Regions from separate parts of the Homo sapiens genome. Here all the other regions are linked to region 2. Evidence: chromatin contacts called from ENCODE Hi-C or POLR2A ChIA-PET data. All regions are on one chromosome and are shown on one strand. The core of a region is the stretch at or near the end of the contact, and the rest is flanking DNA. Distances in the headings are between cores, read along the strand shown. Region 1 holds the start of ZNF548 (zinc finger protein 548). Region 2 holds the start of ZNF587 (zinc finger protein 587). Region 3 overlaps A1BG (alpha-1-B glycoprotein).

The links. A loop is a pair of places that touch in the nucleus more often than their neighbours do. ChIA-PET counts read pairs that join two places held with the same protein, here RNA polymerase II (POLR2A). Pooled maps may share reads with other maps.
Region 1: a pooled map shows a loop between it and region 2 (9-fold over the local background). The contact joins the promoter of ZNF548 here to the promoter of ZNF587 in region 2. A Hi-C loop is called at or near these places in 7 of 50 pooled maps.
Region 3: a pooled map shows a loop between it and region 2 (4-fold over the local background). The contact joins the enhancer-like site here to the promoter of ZNF587 in region 2. A Hi-C loop is called at or near these places in 1 of 50 pooled maps. POLR2A ChIA-PET finds 5 or more read pairs at or near these places in 2 of 52 experiments (GM10248 and activated CD4-positive, alpha-beta T cell).

Annotation. Positions count from the first base shown.
Region 1 is chr19:57,388,598-57,391,923 of GRCh38, reverse strand. It overlaps ZNF548 (zinc finger protein 548), which reads right to left and starts at 2,070. Exons shown (of 4, transcript NM_001172773.2): 1 at 1,810-2,070. The coding sequence starts at 1,824. RefSeq lists enhancers at 1,813-2,292, 2,433-2,512.
Region 2 is chr19:57,848,230-57,851,557 of GRCh38, reverse strand. It overlaps ZNF587 (zinc finger protein 587), which reads right to left and starts at 1,699. Exons shown (of 3, transcript NM_032828.4): 1 at 1,487-1,699. The coding sequence starts at 1,519. It overlaps LOC124904782 (a long non-coding RNA gene), which reads left to right. Exons shown (of 2, transcript XR_007067358.1): 2 at 997-1,243. RefSeq lists enhancers at 58-1,257, 1,312-1,401, 1,452-1,691, 1,862-1,921, 1,992-2,101.
Region 3 is chr19:58,345,813-58,348,765 of GRCh38, reverse strand. A1BG (alpha-1-B glycoprotein) reads left to right here. Exons shown (of 8, transcript NM_130786.4): 7 at 1,126-1,413; 8 at 1,737-2,953. The coding sequence ends at 1,744. Among named protein-coding and RNA genes, the nearest start is that of A1BG-AS1, 4.7 kb to the left of the region's middle. RefSeq lists enhancers at 675-754, 971-1,471, 1,525-1,804, 1,472-1,972 and a silencer at 945-1,274. Within about 2 kb of position 1,270, at least 27 of the 41 ENCODE cell types and tissues checked have a DNase peak (open chromatin) inside an H3K27ac peak, as active enhancers do.

The DNA of each region.
Region 1 (3,326 bases), core at 821-3,320, 460 kb after region 2:
TGGGAGGCTGAGGCAGCAGAATTGCTTGAACTAACCTGGGAGGTGGAGGTTGCAGTGAGCCGAGATCGCGCCACTGCACTCCAGCCTGGGCGACGGAGCGAGACTCCATTTCAAAAAAAAAAAAAAAAAAAAAACAGTAAGCACAGGGCAGACATTTTTCAAAAAGAAGACACATAAATCGCAAGCAGGCATATAAAAAAATGCTCAACATCATTAATCATCAGACAAATTCAAATTAAAACCACAGTATCTCCTTACACCAGTCAGAATGGCTATCATTTAAATGTCAAAAAACAACTGATGTTGCCCAGGATATGGAGAAGAGAAAAAGGTTACACACTGTTGGTGAGAATGTAAATAAGTACAACCTCAATGGAAAACAGTATGAAGATTTTTCAAATAACTGAAAATAGAACTGCCATTAAATCCACCAATTCCACTACTGGGCATCTACCCAAAGGAAAATAAATCATTACATTAAAAAAAACATGTATTTTTATCACAGCACTATTCACAATAGCAAAGATAGGGAATTAACCAATTATCCATCAATGTATGACTGGGTAAAGAAAATGTGGCATATATATACACAAGGTAATACCACTAGGCCACAAAAAAAAAAAAAAGCATGAAACTATGTCTTTTACAGCAATGTGGATGGAACTGGAGGCCATTATTAAATGAAACAACTCAGAAACAGAAAGTCAAATACCAAATGTTCTCACTTACAAGTGGAAGCTGAATAATGTGTACACATGGACAAAGAGTGTGGAATGACAAACATTGGAGACTCCAAACAGGTAGAAGGATGAGACGAAGATGAGTGATGAAAAATTACTTAATGGATACAATGTACATTATTCAGGCGATGGATACATTAAAAGCCCAGACTTGACCACTATGCAAATATATCCATATAACAAAACTGCACTTGACTCCTTAAATTTATGCAAACAAACAAACAAAAAAAACCCGAGACCGACCTACTCAATCTGATCCTCAGACCATTCTCTGGCCCAGTCCAAGCCCTCCATCCGTCTGGTATCGCCAACCCAATCCCCTTCCTCAGACTCCACACCTTTATGTCCACCTGTCTGTGTGACATATCCATCTTGAGACATTTGAGAATCACCATGTCCAAAATCCAACCTGTGATCTTCTCCCGGAAATCTGCTCTTTATGCTGACTTCCCCAACTCCATTCTTCCAAACGTTCAAACAGAAAACAAAAAACAAAACAAACACTTGAAACGGTTCTTCACTGCCTTTGTTCAGACATAACTGAAGCACCAGGAAAACCTACGGGCCCTATCTTTCAGGCCTATGAAGAATCTCATCACATCTCCCTCTACTGTCACTGGTCCAGCCCCAACCATAATTCTCCTGGGTCTACTGCAGTGGCCTCAGGGCCTTTTCGCGTCTCCCTGTGTCCATTCCTAACCTGGTTTTCCTAACTTGAAACTTCGAACTCTGGACCTGCCCCCTCCAACTGTCCCTCCCTTGACAACCTTCCATGGTTACTGGCTGCTCAGGTTGCCATTCCAAGCGAGAATTCACAAAACCCTCTCTTTCCCGCAGAAACAACACACACCCCTGACGCCCCAACACAGCCCACTCGGCAGCGCCTCCATGCTCTGAACCTGAGGTCCCTAACGGGAGCTCTGAGGCTGCATCAAATCGGCTGATACGGGGACCCCACACAGGAACGCCCCTCTCTTCGGGACAAGGGGCCTGACCTGCAGGGCCCCTTCAGGGGGCTTCAGCACTGGGAGGACCGGTCGGGCGGGGGAGCCTGGGACGGGACACCCACCTCAGTCAGGTTCATCAGCAAGGCCTCCGCCAGCCCAGCCAGGGAAGAGCGGGGCGGGAGCGACAAAGGCAAGACAAGGACGCCACTGTCCCCAGCGCTTGTCAGTTGACTCACTCCCGCCTCTCCGTGGTGGGAACCGAGCCGCTTCTCGCGCTTTTCCGTTCCGTCACTTCGGTGACGTCAGACAGAGCCATAGGCCGAAGTTGGTGAAACACCACACAGAACCAAAACGACCACCACCAGGAGGACGGCGGAAGTCCCGCCCTCCGACGGTGCGCACGCACGCAAACGTCCCCTTCTAAGCCTTTATTGGGTAAGTCGTGCCGCCGAGAGCTGCAGTGTCTTCTGGGTTATGAAGTTTCGACACCGCTTCCGGACTTGTCTTAGAGCGTTGATCAGTCCTTATATGGCAGATAAAGGCCCAGTGGCACTGTCAGGGGAGCTGGGAAACGGAGTCCCCGACTCCAAAGACAGGAGGGGGCTTGGCTTGCTCTTAAAGGCAACATACGGTATTTTTTTGGATTGTAGTATAGGATATTTACAGAAATGTTAGCAACTTATTACTTAAGACTCTATTAAGCACAGCTAATTCCCAATAACTACAGGTCCAAAGAGACACCCCATACCATAAAGGCAGTCTGCCTCTACTCATGCCTGCCAGCCATATTATTGCTTTTCAAATACACATACAGTTACGCTTTGGCGTCTGTTTAGTAAGCTTCAATATGTTTGGTCCAGAAGAAGAAAGAAAGACTACGCAGTTAGGGCTATGGACTGGAATTTGTAGGAAGGATGACAGGAGACGCTGAAGTAGGTTGAAAGGGTGAAGCTATGCCTCTGGATCAAAGAGAATACATCTTACCTGACTGTAGAGTCAGCGATTGTGTTCCTACGAAGGGTGCAACGCTTTTATTCTAATAATACTTACTACTTCATATCTGAGATATTTTCCATTTATTTTAAGAATCACAATCCTATCTGAAAATGAGAGTGACGACCAAAATGAGTGATTGAGGCATAAGTCACAAATCATGGAGGATTACTGGACCAGCCTAAGGGCACATCCAGAAAAATGTAAGTCACAGAAGCATCTGTGGCTGGTTTTTCCAAAGAGGTTCTTAGGAGGTTTAGTATTTATTATACATTTTCCTTAAAAAGGAAGAGGGGTTGGCAGTGAGACAAATGATTACAGACATGTGAAACTTTAGTTAGTGCCCAGTAAATCTACATTTTACATAAGATAGAGTAAACACGTGAGGGGAAAAGGGAATAAAGAAGATGTCTCAGAGAAGGATGAAGGAATGAATAATCTCATCTTCTCTCTGTTCTGTACCTTGGAAGATAAGCTAGTAGTCTTCTGAAAAGGTTGATTTCTATTTAGCCCTTAGGGAAGAAAACCTAATGATTGTAGTGTGGTAGGGGATATAATGAGGTGTGTCTGATTTCCCGTTCCTCTATAGTGGTGAATTCAGCTTCCAAAGTTATTCTAGGGTTCTCATGGTCAAGAGGGCATCCAT
Region 2 (3,328 bases), core at 450-2,949:
GTCACTCTCCCCACTGCATCCCACTGGTGTCAGAAACAGGTGAAACCGACTTTGCAAAATTATAACTGACGAAATTATGACAGTGAAAGAAATCAGACCTAACCGACTCCATCTTGCTTCCAACCTTTCAGCCGTCTTTTTTCATTCCTGGGCATAGGCTGAATTAACTTTGGAAAAGAATTCAGTTCATGGTTTCACTCTGAAACAAAATTGATAATAGCCCTTTCCTGAAAAGACCCCTTTCTTGCCTGGGGACCAGCCTGTCTTTGCAGGACTAACAAATTAGCTACAAGAATAGAAATTACGGTTTAGGGGTCATGCAGCTTCTGGCTCCAAGAGTCTGAACCTCCCCAAGTTGCTCCTGAAGATAACCTTACTATTGTAAAACCTAATGTGAGTTTCTGGGGTGCTAGTTGAGTTGGTCTCCCCTGTGTGAGACACCCATGGGAAGCCATGGGCGGCCTCTGAGGAGAAAAGTCTCCTTATTGCCTTCATGTCTTTATGCCCCGAGAGCATAACTCTTCAGCAGCATTCCATGGGTTGCTCAGGGAGATCACACTCCCTTGAAGCAGTGGAGCATAATCAAACATCTTGGCTCCTCCTGAAACCCGCAGCCACCCGTTTCAGTTAAGTTAAAGATCTTAAGTAGTTTAGACACACGCCTTTGTTCAAGGAAATTCACAGAAACGGCCAGTGCTTTACATCTTATGGAATGACTCACGAGTTCTCCTTTACTGATTAATCCTTTTCCTGATCGCTTCCTCCCCCTCCAATCAGCCATAAGAACAAAGAGCTTGTAAACCAATAAACTGGGTGGAGCCCAAGAGCTCTGGGCCGCCAGGAAGCCTCCAATGCTCTGGCCACCTGGACCCGCCTTTTAAATGCGTATTCTGTCTCTTTCTAACTCCTTTGTCTCCGCAGGACTCGGGGTATCTGCTGGGTGGTGTGGGGCTGGTTTCCCCAATATCTAAGATCAGTGCTTGGGGCATTTTGCAGATCCTGCACTGGATGGATCAGCGGACAACACACAGACCGGTAATCTGGGTCAATCAGTTCTGCCATCCCACCCAGAACAGAAAACAGCATGAAAAACTCACTTTAACCCCCTATGAATCCATCTCCAACCAGACTGATCAGCACTCCCCACTTCCCAAGCCCCTACCCGCCAAATTTTGAAAACTCTGATCCCAGAATGCTCAGGGAGACTGATTTGAATAATAAAACTCCTGTCTCCCGAACAGCAGGACGGCTCTGCGTGAATTACTATTTCTCCATCGCAATTCCCCAGTCTTCATAAATCGGCTCTGTCTAGGCAGCTGGCAACGTGAACCCACTGGACGGTTACAAGGAGAGGCCTCCTGTGAGCGCCTCAGTGTTCCTACGCCGGGTACCGGCTACAGACCCACGAGCAGGAGCCGCTCCCTCGCTGGTTTAGGACCTGGGTGACGATGGGGTGACCTGAGGGCACAGAAGGCACCACAATTACCTGAGTTGGGCGCCTCGGCACAGCCGCTGCCATCGGACTACTTGGGGAAGCACGGCCCGGGAGCAGTGGTCGCCGTCACGGGGCTGCAGAGCCGCCTCTGGGCACCGAGGACGATTCCTCTCCACCTTCTAGGTTCAGTCACCGCGGTCCCACCCAGCACTCAGGGGCCACAAACTGGGGAAACACCCGCATCGCCGATACACAGCCGCTACTAGAGACCCCGGAAGTCTCGGCCTTACGTTACGTGCACACGTGGAAATGCCTTCTTTCCGAGTGCTCACTGGCTCTGACCGGCTGTCGTTTAAAGCAGAGCTTTCTGGGTAATGTAGTTCCCCACTTTCCATGACACAACATGGTTACCAGGTTCTGAAATGTTCATGGCTCAGATGCACCTCCAAGCCTTTGTACCTATTGGTTCCTCTACCTGTATTACTCTAGCTGGGGTGAAGCCTGTAATACACAGCATTTACCTGAGCTAGGTCCCTCAGTGTGGCTGCTGCCATCAACTGTGGGTGGAGCAGGCATCACCCCAGCCAGTGCCTATGAGCCTCAGACCTGCCACTTGGGAGCAGAGATGACTACTCCTCTTGTGCCTTCTCAGTCCCAACCCAGTACTCCCTGGCCTGACAAGCATGCCCAGAAATCCCTCATCCTGGGCCTTGCAACTAGCGCCTTCTGGGTAAAGTACTTCCCAGAGCTCTCAGCCAACAATGGTGGTATCCTCCAAGAGCAAACCGAATGCAGACCATGTTACATTCTGAGGGCTGCTGGAAAGCCCTGCTCACACCTCAAAGGAGGAAGATTATTGATTCTTTGTAAAAGCATCAAATAGGTATCACATCAGACTCTAGGAAGCTCATCCTGCACCCAGAGAATAAAAATACTATTTGAGATGCTCCCAAACTTTACTTATCTAAGTGGCCATATCATTGGCATCATTCAGACTTACAATGTGTGCACTCAGAGCTGAGAACATTAAGTATTGATTGCTCTTTAAATTCACGTAGACTGAATCATTACAGTCAGTTTTGCGAGTTTCATTGTTTTGTTGGGAACAAAAGAAAATTCTCCATAAGACATGATGACAGGATGGGTACAAAAAACAGTGAGCAAAAATGAATAAGACCTAATATTTGCTACCATAACAGGGTGGCTATAGTCAAAATAATTTAATTATATATTTAAAAATAACTAAAAGAGTATAACTGGACTGTTTATAATACAGAGGATAAATGTTGAGGTGACTGAGACCCCATTTACCCTATGTGATTATCACATATGGCATGGCTACATCAAAATATCTAATGTAATCTACAAATATATACACTACTATATACCCACAAAAAATAAAAATAAAGGCCAGACATGGTGGCTCACACCTGTAATCCCAGCACTTTGGGAGGCCAAGGCAGGTGGATCACCTGAGGTCGGGAGTTCGAGACCAGCCTGGCCAACATGGAGAAACCGTGTCTCTACTGAAAGTACAAAATTTTCCAGGCATGGTGCTGCATGCCTCCAATTCCAGCTACTCGGGAGGCTGAGGTAGGAGAATTACTTGAACCCTGGAGGTGGAGGTTGCGATGAGTCGAGATCATGCCATTGCACTCCAGCCTGGGCAACAGGAGTGAGACTCTGTCTCAAAAAAAATAAAAAATAAAAAATAAATAAATTGCTGGGTGCAGTGGCTCATGCCTATAATCCCAACACTTTGGGAGGCTGAGTCAGGTGGATCATGAGGTCAGGAGTTCGAGACCAGCCTGACCAATATGGTGAAACCCCATCTCTAATAAAAATAAAAAAATTAGCCGGGCACGGTTGCTCACGCCTGTAATCCCAGCACTT
Region 3 (2,953 bases), core at 21-2,520, 500 kb before region 2:
TAAACTAGGATGTGTATATCTATCTTACAAGAAAACGTTTCACAGTAAAAATTAACATTATGATTTTACCAAATTTCAACATTATAGTTTGTTAATCCAATCAAGCTTTCAAAATTCCTGATTAGCTTACAATTAATTGCAAATAACTTCATGTAGTTTGGCTAGCATTTCAAAATGGATAGGGAATATAACTTTTAAAATGCGAAAGTATATTATACATATTGCACTTTTCTGCTAGGCTGGGCTAGTATCTTCCATGGCAAGATACTCAAACTATTGAATAAAATACACATTTAAATCAAGCACTTACATGTACTTCATTAATTTCCCTGAAATTATCAACAGCATTACCAAAATCTTCCAGGATTTTGTAACATTTGATTCCTTACAGTTTTGTTTTGTTTGTTTGTTTTTGAGACGGAGTGTCACTCTGTCACCCGGGCTGGAGTGCAGTGGCGCAATCTTGGCTCACTGAAACCTCTGCCTCCCAGGTTCAAGCAATTTTCCTGCCTCCACCTCCCGAGTAGCTGGGATTACAGGCGCACGCTGCCACGCCCGGCTAATTTTTTGTATTTTAGTAGAGACGGGGTTTCACCGTGTTACCCAGGCTGGTCTGGAACTCCTGAGCTCAGGCAATCCGCCTGCCTCGGCCTCTCAAAGTGCTGAGATTACAGGTGTGAGCCACTGCGCCCGGCACCTTAAATACACTTTTAAAGTTAAACTTATGGAGGGAAAACCCTCATCTATTGACATAGATTGTATGTCCTTTTTTGGTCCCTCCATGAAGGAGCACCGTTTTCTCCATCATTTCTTCTTCCCTTCACCCGTCAGAGTGACCGAGGCTGGGGACCCCAGAAGCCCCAGAGCAGGCCCGAATCTGGGACTTCCACGGTCCTGGGGGAGGGGTGCGGGGACACTCACGTGTGGCGCGGATGTCCGGGGTGTGAAGGCAGCGGGCGCAGCTCGGCGGCGCCGGAGGAGCCCTCTGCGCCCAGGAACAAGACAGGGAAGATGAAGCCGGGGCTGAGGCGCAGGCGCGGGCGCGGCCTGGGGTGTGGCCTGGGGTGTGGCCTGGGGCGTGGCCTGGGGCGTGGCCTGGCCCGACCACCCGCCCGCTCCGCCCAGGACCCCCTCCCAGGCCTCAGCTCCGGGCGACGTGGAGTGGGGCGGTCCTGGCGGGCCGAGATGCCGTCCTGCGCTGCGAGGGACCCATCCCCGACGTCACCTTCGAGCTGCTGCGCGAGGGCGAGACGAAGGCCGTGAAGACGGTCCGCACCCCCGGGGCCGCGGCGAACCTCGAGCTGATCTTCGTGGGGCCCCAGCACGCCGGCAACTACAGGTGCCGCTACCGCTCCTGGGTGCCCCACACCTTCGAATCGGAGCTCAGCGACCCTGTGGAGCTCCTGGTGGCAGGTGACGTTTCCCTGGGTCCCGGGTGCTGGTTCCGTCTGCTGATGTTTGCCTGGGCTGTGCCCACCTCCAGGAGGGCCTCTCCCGGCTCCTCCCTTGGGCACCCCTGGTTAGCGCTGGGTCTCCCCAGGGCTCGTGGGGGAATTGCGGGCGAGGAACCGCCCAGCAAAGGCCCTGCAGCTGGAGGCGCAGATGGGGGTCTCGGCTGGCAGCCGACCACGCGCTTCCTTCCGGGGGGGCGTCAGGGAGGTCGGCCTTGATTTCCGCGAGGAGGAGGGCATAGGATTTCCCCTCCTCCACCATTTCTCTTTTCTCCCGTTGTCTAGAAAGCTGATGCAGCCGCGGGCCCAGGGTGCTGTTGGTGTCCTCAGAAGTGCCGGGGATTCTGGACTGGCTCCCTCCCCTCCTGTTGCAGCACAAGGCCGGGGTCTCTGGGGGGCTGGAGAAGCCTCCCTCATTCCTCCCAGGAATTAATAAATGTGAAGAGAGGCTCTGTTTAAAATGTCTTTGGACTCCCAGGGCTGAGTGGGCTGGGATCTCGTGTCCTCAAAGTGGATGGGTTCTGGGGTGGCTCCTGAGGTAGAGGAGTGGAGAACTGGCTCTTAAGAGCACAGTTTTCTTTTCTTTTTTCTTTTTTGAGACAGGGTCTCACACTGTCACCCAGGCTGGAGTGCAGTGTTGCAGTCCGGCTCACTGCAGTTTTGACCTCCCAGGCTCAAGCGATCCTCCTGCCTCAGCCTCCCAAGTAGCTGGGAGCCTGGGCATGCATCGCCACGTCTGGCTAATTATTATTTTTTGTAGACAGGGTCTCACTGTGTTGCCCAAGCTTGTCTTGAACTCCTGGCCTTAAGTGATCCTCCCACCTCAGCCTCCTGAGTAGCTGGGACTACAGGCATGAGCCACCATGCCTGGCCAACTCACATTTTTCTTTCTATTATTTATTTTTTGTAGAGATGAGTCTCACTATGTTGCCCAGGCTGGTCTTGAACTCTTGGGCTCAAGTGATCCTCCCGCCTCAGCCTCCCAAAGTGTTGGGATTACAGGTGTGAGCCACAGCACCTGGCCAACCAACACTTCTCAGGGCCTCTTTCATCTGTGCTCTTCCAGGATGCTGCCTCTTACTCCCTGGGCACCTCGGCCTGGTCCCAGCAGGTATGGGCAGTTGCTTGAGGCTCCAGACATACTCACCTCTACCTCGACCACATCAACCCCATCACCAAGAGGAGGTTCAGGGAAGCTGCATTTTGTGGTCTTGTCCTCCCAGTCCAGGGTGGTAGTGCTGGGCTGTTCCCAGCCTCCCACAGCAGAGCTGGACGCTGTGGAAATGGCTGGATTCCTCTGTGTTCTTTCCCATTATCCCTCAGCTCTGAGTCCTCTTGTGCCATCTGACATCTGATGCCTTCCCAACCACTGCCGAGTTTCTGCCTGGAGCAGGGCCTCAAGGCCCTGGCACACAGAAGATGCGTATCAGTATTATCAACCAATAGTTGATGAATTGTGTTTTTCAACGAATTTGCTAGTGATCTGGTTTACTGCCTTAGTA